2 separate regions of the Homo sapiens genome follow, and region 2 is linked to region 1. Evidence: chromatin contacts called from ENCODE Hi-C or POLR2A ChIA-PET data. All regions are on one chromosome and are shown on one strand. The core of a region is the stretch at or near the end of the contact, and the rest is flanking DNA. Distances in the headings are between cores, read along the strand shown.

What was found. Hi-C counts contacts between places; a loop is a spot of excess contacts on that map. ChIA-PET counts read pairs that join two places held with the same protein, here RNA polymerase II (POLR2A). Pooled maps may share reads with other maps.
Region 2: a map with no recorded cell type shows a loop between it and region 1 (2.2-fold over the local background). The contact joins two enhancer-like sites. A Hi-C loop is called at or near these places in 2 of 37 single-sample maps with no recorded cell type and 2 of 50 pooled maps. POLR2A ChIA-PET finds 5 or more read pairs at or near these places in 1 of 52 experiments (T-cell).

Annotation. Positions count from the first base shown.
Region 1 is chr2:230,207,457-230,212,321 of GRCh38, reverse strand. SP110 (SP110 nuclear body protein) reads left to right here. Exons shown (of 19, transcript NM_080424.4): 6 at 769-852; 7 at 2,314-2,391; 8 at 4,263-4,331. It also overlaps a transcript of SP140 not described here. Among named protein-coding and RNA genes, the nearest start is that of SP110, 10 kb to the left of the region's middle. Within about 2 kb of position 2,726, at least 2 of the 41 ENCODE cell types and tissues checked have a DNase peak (open chromatin) inside an H3K27ac peak, as active enhancers do.
Region 2 is chr2:230,502,390-230,507,321 of GRCh38, reverse strand. It overlaps SP100 (SP100 nuclear antigen), which reads right to left. Exons shown (of 29, transcript NM_001080391.2): 20 at 4,212-4,256; 21 at 3,032-3,136; 22 at 877-1,019. The region is part of intron 2 of LOC101928816 (a long non-coding RNA gene); the gene reads left to right. It also overlaps the pseudogene RN7SL834P. Among named protein-coding and RNA genes, the nearest start is that of SP100, 89 kb to the right of the region's middle. RefSeq lists an enhancer at 2,035-2,204. Within about 2 kb of position 2,006, at least 2 of the 41 ENCODE cell types and tissues checked have a DNase peak (open chromatin) inside an H3K27ac peak, as active enhancers do.

The DNA of each region.
Region 1 (4,865 bases), core at 1,477-3,976:
CTTAGCTCAAGGTGACTGTGAAGGGAGAACATGCGTCTGCCAACCAAGAGGCTATGGTGGGAACCCTGGGAAAAAGAACTGAGCAATACAAAGGAAAAGAAACAGAAGGGGCCAATTCACCAACGCAGCAATGCAAAACAAACCAACAACCAAAACACCATTCTGAATTGACAAGTAACCTGCGTAACACTCACACTAGTGACCCTTAGCTGATTCCTCACCCCCACCTGATTATGGGGGCCTTAGAGTTTCAACATTCTTCATTTTTATATGGTTTGGATTCTAAGAACAATGTTATCAAAATTACTAGAAAAGATGATAAAATGTTTAAAGGTCTGCTAGACCTAATATTTAGCTTCTCAAATTGTATCACTTGTCCTCCCCAAACCATCATCATAATGGAGTTTGATTACATTAAACGTAAGAATGGTATGATATTGGGCATTGTCAAAAATGATACCATGGATTCTGAGCTCTCCAGTACTGAGAAGAGGGGTCCTCTTCGATCCAAATAATATTGCATCCACTCCTCTAATACCTACCATCCAAAAAGGTTAACATAATCAGGAAGCTAACAGCAATGGAAGAACAAGTGGCTAATTGAGAGTGAATGGTTGCTTACTTTCCCACTCTATGCCATCCTTTCCCAGGCCTTGGTTGCTGTTACCCCGTCATTTTTACTTGTTGGAATAGAGCATTCTCTTTTCTCCTCATTCTGGTCCCTGCTTGCTGTTCCTGAGATCTAAAACTTTTTCTTCCTCCATTCAGTGGCCAGTGACAACCTGATCCCCCAAATAAGAGATAAAGAAGACCCTCAAGAGATGCCCCACTCTCCCTTGGGCTCTATGCCAGGTAATCTTGGTTTGGTCAACCTAAAAGCTTGCCTTTGTTTCTGTGTTTACTAAGAGGAAAAGCCATTCGGATCTTCTAGAGAGGGGGCTCTCCTCCTGCCTCTCAGCAATCTTGGCCCAGCTTCCAGTTCACCCAGCACTTGGGAGCTTGAACAGGCAGGAGACCCGACCTCTGAATGGATACAGAGTCCCTGGGGGAGGGCAAAGGAGGCAAGTCTGGAAAAGGTAGACTTGGATAGGGCCACGGATGATGATGGACAGAGCCCCACCAGTGCCTGTAGGTTTGGACTCCAAATGCCACAAAGCGCCTGAAAGGGAAACATTCACCTGCCACAAAGGGTTGTGGCAGGAACCCCAGGGGAAAGCAAGGGAACTGAGTCAGGCTGGACTGTTTGACAGAGCCACTCTTCTGAGGCCACTTCAATAAAGTAGTGCTCAAAACGGCTCTGTCAAAATGCAAAGCAAATGAACAAAAACACTGTGTGGCCCTAATAGTGAATTGCTGCAGCAGACATGGATGGTCCTCCTTCCAAGCCCCCACCTGACTGTGGGGAATTTTCACTTTCAACCCTGGTCATTTCTATATCACTTGGAGTTTAAGAGTTGATATTATGAATATAACTTGAAAGGTAATAAATTATTCCAAAGATCTAATGACTGCTTGCCACCTGCCTCAGTCACCTATTCCTAAGCAGGCCAGCATTTGAGACCAATCTCAATGCAGTGTGTAAAGAAAAAGGTGACAGCTTCATGTGAGATGAGCCTTTATTTGTTATGGCTTCAAGTTCTCTGTCTTTCTTTGTGCAGCAAAAACTAGCAGAGCTTTATATGTCTTTGCTGTTAACAGGTGCTAGCAAGCACAGGCTAGCTCCTGCTTTCTTCAAACAATCCTTATATACAGAAATATATAAGGCATTTAGCCTTCTCCACTATTTCTCCAAGTAAAATAACCACAGATAGAGCAGTTAAAGAATATCCACACATAGACGTCAAAGCAATAAGATGTATTTTTCATACAGCAAAGACATTCCCCTTCATCATGGACATCAGATTTCAATATCACCACTTTCCGCTCTCAGCTTCATTCCTTGAGCAGGGGCTGCTGGGAGCAGAAACCATGTGACTATAGTCATGATACCCAGCACAGTTTATTCCTGCAATTTCCATTCATTGCACCTTCTTCACTCACTTCTCTTCCATCCATAAGATAATCTCTCTAAAAGGATCAGACTGAGCCTCTGCTGTGGGGCAGTTGTGCCCTAGTTCCCTGTGATGGTCGCACAGGTAACAATAACCACAAGTTGGCAAAAATCAAGACAGAGCCAGGGAATTCTTAGGGCAAGCAGATTCCCGGCCCTGGGCTGCATGTACTTTCTACTTTTCTAGTTCTTGCATTGACTTCCCTCAGCACTTTCTCTTCACTGGATCTGAGCTCTGAAATGACTTATATTTCTTTTGTCAGAGATAAGAGATAATTCTCCAGAACCAAATGACCCAGAAGAGCCCCAGGAGGTGTCCAGCACACCTTCAGACAAGAAAGGTAAGAAAAGCCTTTCTTCTGTAGAGGTCAGAAGGGTGAATTCAGAGTTGCTTTCTGTTTTTCTGACTGTATCTTGTCAAGAGCACCACTATGTGACCACAGTCCTGATGCCACACACAGTTCGTTTCTGCAGTTTCCATTTGCTGCATCTTCCAAAAAGGCCTTTATGAAAATTATCAGGAAACCAGAAGGCATTTGGGGGTATTGAAATATGCCATTGGAATTGCCTGTTCTGAAAAAATCAATCTCCTATATTCACAACTTCTTAGAGTGTTAATTGCACTTCCCTCTTTAACTGAAAGTTGGTTCCCCAGAGAGGAACCCACTTCCTCTTAAGACATGGCTAGGCATTCTCTGCCATCCATCACTCACACCTCATGGTGAGAGACAGGTTAGATGTCTGTCCTTTGCTGCCTACTGGCCCCATCCAGCCCCTTCCTCCCTGATCCTCTCCTTTGAGTCTTAACCATTCAATTAAAATGTTCACTCACTCATCATCAATATCATCCAATAATTTCCCCAATAATCCTTTCAAAAGCTGCTTTTCTGTCATTTCAAGTCCCAGCATCATCCTAGATGCCTTCAGGGTACACACGGATAACAGACAACTCTGTTATCCAATACTCTGGCCCCTCAAATCCTTCATCTTCTCATTTTCCATGACTTTTTCCTCCACCAATTCTTGGCCTCCCATACCCAAAGGCAAGCTATAGACCCTATCGTCATTCAAACCTGGCTCGATTTCCCAACAGTTAATTTCAGAATTCCTTTTTTGATACCTGTCCTTGAGCTTTTCTCCTTTTATAGCTATCATTCAACCTCTGATCACTCTTTCCCAGCCCAATCCTAACAAAAGAAAAAGAATCAAAAATATATTTTTCTGTGCTTATTTATTTGTTGTTTCCTCTGAAGTTGTCCTTCAACCTCATTTGGATCACCAGTCCACTGGCCTTTCCTCCTTCCAAGCCATCATCTGCTTTTCTTTGCTTCCCAGCTTTTTAACATTGACACTAACTCACAGTCCAAGATTCATCATTTCAGTAATCTATTGCCATTATCTTAAACCTGCCTTTCCTCTCTGCCTTTTCCTAGAACTCTCTGGCAAGTCTTGGAAGACCCTACTTACCTACTTCCTGTACACTGCATCTGAAAGCCAGCAGTGCTGGAGAGAGTTCCACAGCAGGGCAGAGTGCACTCACTGGTCTTCATGGTTCCAGCACAAATCATCTCTCCTTACTGTGTGACAATGCTACTTCCTGCAATAATCCTTTCAAACCTCAAGCCCTATTTTTCAAACCTCTGACCCCCTCACCTCCTGCTTTTTGCTCAATCAGTGACTTTCCCTCCTGCACCATAAGGAGATATCAGATGAGAATCCCCTTATTTGTGCTGCTAGTCCTACAAACCCTAACTACATCTGTCTCCCTCCTCTCCGAGTTCCCTCCTTCTCTTCTAAGACAATCCTTCTGCCTCATCTTATAGTATCCATGATCCCTTCTCTCTCAAGTATTCATTAAAGCAGTATGTCTCACACAAGAATCTGCATTACATGTATCACAGCTCATTAAAAAATGCTTTTTCTTGATTCTCATCTCACTTCAACTACTTCCATATCTCTCTCCTTCATTTCACAACCAAACTTCTAGAAATGAGCTACCTAAACTCCCTGTCTCTATTTCTTCGTTTCTCCTTTTCCTCTGTCATTTTAGAGTCCTTCTTCCCCTATTACTCCCTGAAGTACCATCACCTAAGGTCACCAATGAACTTCTAGCAATGTGGTTTGAAGACCAAAAGTAAAAGCTGAATATCATTGACATACAAGATTGGGAGATCAATGTTTGTAACTATAAAACATTATCCTTTCTTTTTAGGAAAGAAAAGAAAAAGATGTATCTGGTCAACTCCAAAAAGGAGACATAAGAAAAAAAGCCTCCCAGGAGGTAAGATGAGAGTACAAGAGGAAGCTGGAGGCTGGAAACAGCTCATGCAGGGCTTGTAGGTCAAGCTGTGGAGGGTTGAATTTTATTCTAAATGCAATGGGAAGCCATTGAAGAGATTTAGTCAGTGAAGTGACACAATGTAAGCTCAATTTTGCTACGGTGTAAAGAATGAGTTGGAGCTGGGAAAGAATGGAGGCAGGGCAGCCATTTTGGGGCAGATGCCATGAGAGTTCTTGGTGGCTTGGATTCAGATCTGACAGTGGAGATGCAGAGAAGAGTGCCAATTCAAGATCAGTTTTGCAGGTATTGTTGACAGGATTTGACATATTATTAGCTACAGATGAGAAAGAGAAAAATCAAGGCCCACTCTTCAATTTCTGGCTTGAACAAGTAAGTGGTAATGCCCATTGCTGAGGGAAGATGCAAATATATTGGGGGATAACTCTTAGAGTTCAATTATTGACCTGTTCCTTTAGAGGTTTCTGCTAGCCATCTATGCAGCTGTGTATAGATGTGTGTTTTGTCAAGAACTGT
Region 2 (4,932 bases), core at 757-3,256, 300 kb before region 1:
CCTACTACTGATCAGCAGGAAAGTATTGACCTGCTCTGTTTCCAACCTGGACTGGTTTACCCCTCCTTAGGCAATCTGGTGGTCCCCTATGTTGATGCTGAACTTAGCATGGATATCTCATTGGCATAGTACACTAAGCCCAGGACCCCTGGGCTCAAGTGACCCTCCTGCTTCTGTCTTCTGAGTAACTGGGACTACAGACATGTGCAACTGTGCCTGGCAGATTTTTTTTTTAATTGTTAGAGTGGCATGAGGAAGGACTGTCTGTGGGCGTGCAACAGAAAGCACTGTATTTGGAGTCTAAAGACACAGGTTCATCTGCAGCAAAGACCCTGTGCCTGCTTTGTAACATCAAGGGGTTCATATGAGAAGCAATGTTACTTTAAAATGCAATTTATTTATATTCTCTTACAAGAATAAATTTGAGGTGGCCTATTCAAAGAAATCTTGTTGAAATATTTTGTAATCCAGGAACTACATATATATATGTTAAATATGTGTGTGTGTGTGTGTGTGTGTGTGTGTGTGTGTGTGTGTGTATTTAACATTTACCTCCCCCGAAAATTTAAGACCTCCCCTCCAACTTAAGTTACTTTCATGTGACCAAATTGCACAGTTTATTAATGGCAGAGTCAAGGCCACAATTTACTGTCCAACCTTCAAAAGGGTAAGAAATAAAGTACTTAGAGGATTAAGCTGTAATATAAGCCAGCCAACGTAATGTTCAGGTGAGAACGTTAGTAATAACATATGCATGGAGACCTGGGCAGAGGAAGTCATGATGAATTTCTGGGCACTGAGAAATTCTGCTAAAGCTTGGTGTTAGTGAAGCATGACAGCTAAATCCTTGGTTTCAGCCATCTGTCACTAGAATACCTCCATCAGGACTTTCAGGGTATATCCACCGCAGCGTATACTTAGCTTCCAGTTCTTGGATGCTCCGCGGTCTCCTTCAATTTCAAATTCCCTGGGAGTGAACCACTTTTTATCCTCACTCTGTATACACTTCTTTGAGGTTCCTGTAAGACCAAGGCAAAGTGAGCTCCCCAACTGTGAAAACACCTGAACTTGGCCTCCCCCCATGCTGGGGTCTGGGGCCACCCACTTTGGGCTTAGGATCGTAGCAGTAAAGTCTGAATTTTCCTGTCAGATATCAGGGGCTTCATACCCAGCCTGAAGGAACAGAGATGAAGGGTTCTCTCTGTCATGTGTGTACATTTCTTTGACCATCATGCAATGAGAAGAAATATTACTACCAACATTTACCTTTTCAACGTATTTTGCTATATTCCAAAGGTGGGGGTGGGTGCAAAGAATGGCCCTAAAGAATGAGCAGAATTCTTCCTCCTCCCTTCTCTGAGACCTGATATAGAGTCAGCCTGAATTTCAGAGAGGTGGATGAAGGCATAAAGCCCTCTACCATGCTCTTGGGTCCCCAAGTGGCCATGTGGAAGCTGTTACTACAGCCACATCTGCCTTGTCTTGTACCATGTTGTACATGTGGTACAATCAATTATGTTTCATATTTTGAACTCATGGCTATTTTATATTAAAAGTAATTATGGAAATGTTATATAGTGGGAGAAGTTAAATTATGCTTATGCAACATAGTCATGGGGCAAACATTTATATTTGTTGGTGCTCAAAGAACTATGTTGTGGGGAGGTGTCAACCATGACAGATGAACATTAGTTCTGTAATTTAACAATTGTAACTTGCAAAGTATTTTATGTCTGTTTTTTTATTTTTTTCTCATAATAATACAGTGAGGCAAGTTATATTATTGTTCTGATTTTGTAGAGAAGGAAGTTCAAGGTTAGAGAGACCGAGCACCTGGCTGTAGATGAATCAGACACTCTTGGTATAGCTGAAACTTGAATGCAGGTCTTCTGATTCTAAACCCTGTGATCTTACCATTTAGCAGAAGGCTAAACAGATGTTATGGGAAATGGGGCGTGAAAGTTACTGCTGAGATTCTCAGATGTGTACATTTTCCACCCAAGTACTGAGGTGCTTGCCCTTGTAGTGGGTGCTAGTTGGATGTCTTGTGGGCCTTTCACATAGGGTAAGAGGAGATGGCCTCATAGGTTAATGTTTTATGAATTTTGAAAGTGTGAAAATGTCATTGTTGTGCAAAACAGAGTTAACAGAGTGGGCCTGAGACTTTCCTTAGAGGGCCTATATGCAAGGTTGGCCATTGTCCATATGCAAGTTTGGCCACTGGCATTTAGGAATTTGGATTTTAGGAGAGTTCTATCATTCCCAGAACTCACTGTGGGCTAAACTGTTCATAATAAACAATGTGGATAAACATATTGTTTATCCATAAAGATAAAGCCCTTTAGAGATAAATCCCTCTTATTTATGGTTATAAACAAATGCAATTTATTTATATTCTCTTACAAGAATAAATTTGAGATAGCCTATCCAAAGAAATCTTGTTAAAATGTTGTGTAATCTGGGAACTACCGATCCTGATGTATTATTTTCAGACATATGTAAATAAATTGCATTTATCTATAACCATAAATGAAGAAGAGGGCTCACTGTGCCTAAACTGTTTGCGCAAATGATATGGTTTATGCTGAACACCCGCTTTCCTTCTGGGAATCTGGAATTTTGGTATGTGCTAGGCAGAGGGCACCTATGTGACTGGTAAAAACCCTGGACTCCTAAACTCAGGCTGGTTTCCCTGGTAGACAACATTTTACATGTGTTGTCACAATTTGTTGCTGCAGTAATTAAATGAGTCCTGCATGACTCCACTGGGAGAGGACTCCTGGAAGCTTGCTTTTGGTTGTCTCTGAATTTCACCCCATGTGCATTTTCCCTATGGTATGTTTTGCATGCTTCTCTCATAAACCCTAGCTGTAAATGTGATGATGTCCCAAGTCCTAGGAAAGCTCCTAGCAAATCTTCAAGCCTGGGGCTGGTTTTGCAGAACCTCAAAGGCAAGTGTCTACTCCTAAACAGTATGCTATCTGTGTGGATATTTTCCAGCTGAAAATCGTAGATGGACCAGTAAACTCACCTTGTTTGAATCGCTCCTTATATAGAGTGCCCTTCACCTCACCACAGGTCACAGGAAGTTCAGATTGTTTAAAATTAATATTTTCATCTTTGGGAATTCTTGGACCTGCAAGGAAGCATTTTTTTTTCCATTCCATCTACTTTTACAACTGTGCATTGTCCCTCCCCACCTGTCTTGAGAGCTTTCTTTTATAATTCAAAATGTATTGGAGGTATTTCCCCCATGAATCAGTTACATTTCAAAGTCCTTCTTTCATGGCACATTAGATAGCTGTAGATACTGTTGTCCTCCATTCCACCCTCTAAAATATGACACAACATCCTGGCATGTGGTAGGATCTCAACTTTCAAGCTGGTTGGTCATATCCACCTATCACACAATGATTTTCCTCCTGATGTTTTGAAGGGAGATTTCCACTCATATTGCTTTGATGTTGTGTTAAAACAAACTCTCAAATTTTAGCCTCATCTCCCCATTCCAGGCATTGACTGAGGGGACAGAGGGCAGGATGGCAGAGTGGCACCTAATGGGGCACCTTTCGGGGTGGCATCTGTCTCCCTCTTTGCCAACTGCTTTGCTTCACTTTTTCACTTGAGCTTTCTCCGACGCTAAAAGGGAAGCTTGGTGTGGGGGGTTCTAGAAGAAACTGCACATTGAGAGAGGAGGGATAAAGAGAGATTGACGAAGCATTCAGATATACAGTTAGATAGAAGAAATAAAACCTGGTGTTTTCAATAGATCAATAGGGTGATTATAGTTAACATGAATTGATTATACATCTCAAAATAGCTAAAAGAGAATAATCTGAATGTTCCTGGCATCAAAAAAGGTAAATATTTAAAGTGATGGATATCCCAATAACTCTGATTTGATTATACGAAAGTATCAAATTGTCACATGTACCCCCAAGTATTTCTATCTATTACGTATTAATCAATCAATCAACAAAAAAGAACGTGCACATTGCTCAGGGAACCCTGCATGAGGGGTTGACTGGGACACTGGGGATCTGATTCCACTGAAGCAGGTATTGAGGGTCTTAAAATGAACTGCTGGTCAACGTTAAGGCTCCAGTACTAGCTCCATATGCCAATTAAGAAAACTGACTTGTTACTCACAGTACAGAATATTAAATATTAAATGTTTAATTATGAAAAACATATCGATCACTTCTATTTACCTCTTTTTCTTCTTCTTTTCAAAGGTCTAGTGTTGGCTTTTCTTCCTGAGAAAGTTGAAAAACAACATAAATGTCTCTTTACATTGCAAATAGTAGTGTTTTACAAAACCACCATTCAAATGCAACTTTTCAGGATCCTGTCTAGAACTTAAAGAAAAATATCAGGAGTCGGGAACTTTTTTTGTAAAGGGACAGATAGTAAGTAGTTAAGGTTTTTCAGTTCATAACCTCTGTTGTGACTACTCAACTCTGTAGTTGTGTCATGAATTCATCAAAGGATGCGACGGTGACTGTGTTCCAGTAAAACTTTATTTACAGTCAGCAGGATAGATTTGCCCTGTAGGTCATACTTTGCTGACCTCTGATCTAGACTCGGTTACAGCCACGATGCTTAACTGAGATGTATCCTATATTTCTCTATTAACGTCTCCAAATCATTCCAGATAAATTTGAAACAGTATTTTACCTGCTTCCCAAGCAACAGGAGGAGAGCAAGAATGAAGTTGAACACGTATTCAGTGCTTGTTGTATGCCAGGAGCTATCCTTAGATCTTTGCCTCTATTAACCGACTTCATCTTTACAACAAAATCTATTAAATAGGCACTAGTACTATCCTCACTTTACAGATGAGGAAACTGATGCTCAGAGATAAATATATAAATTAAAGTGTTGACAATTTTCTTTGGGAAAGAGTCAGAGATAAAAAGTAGAAACATAAGG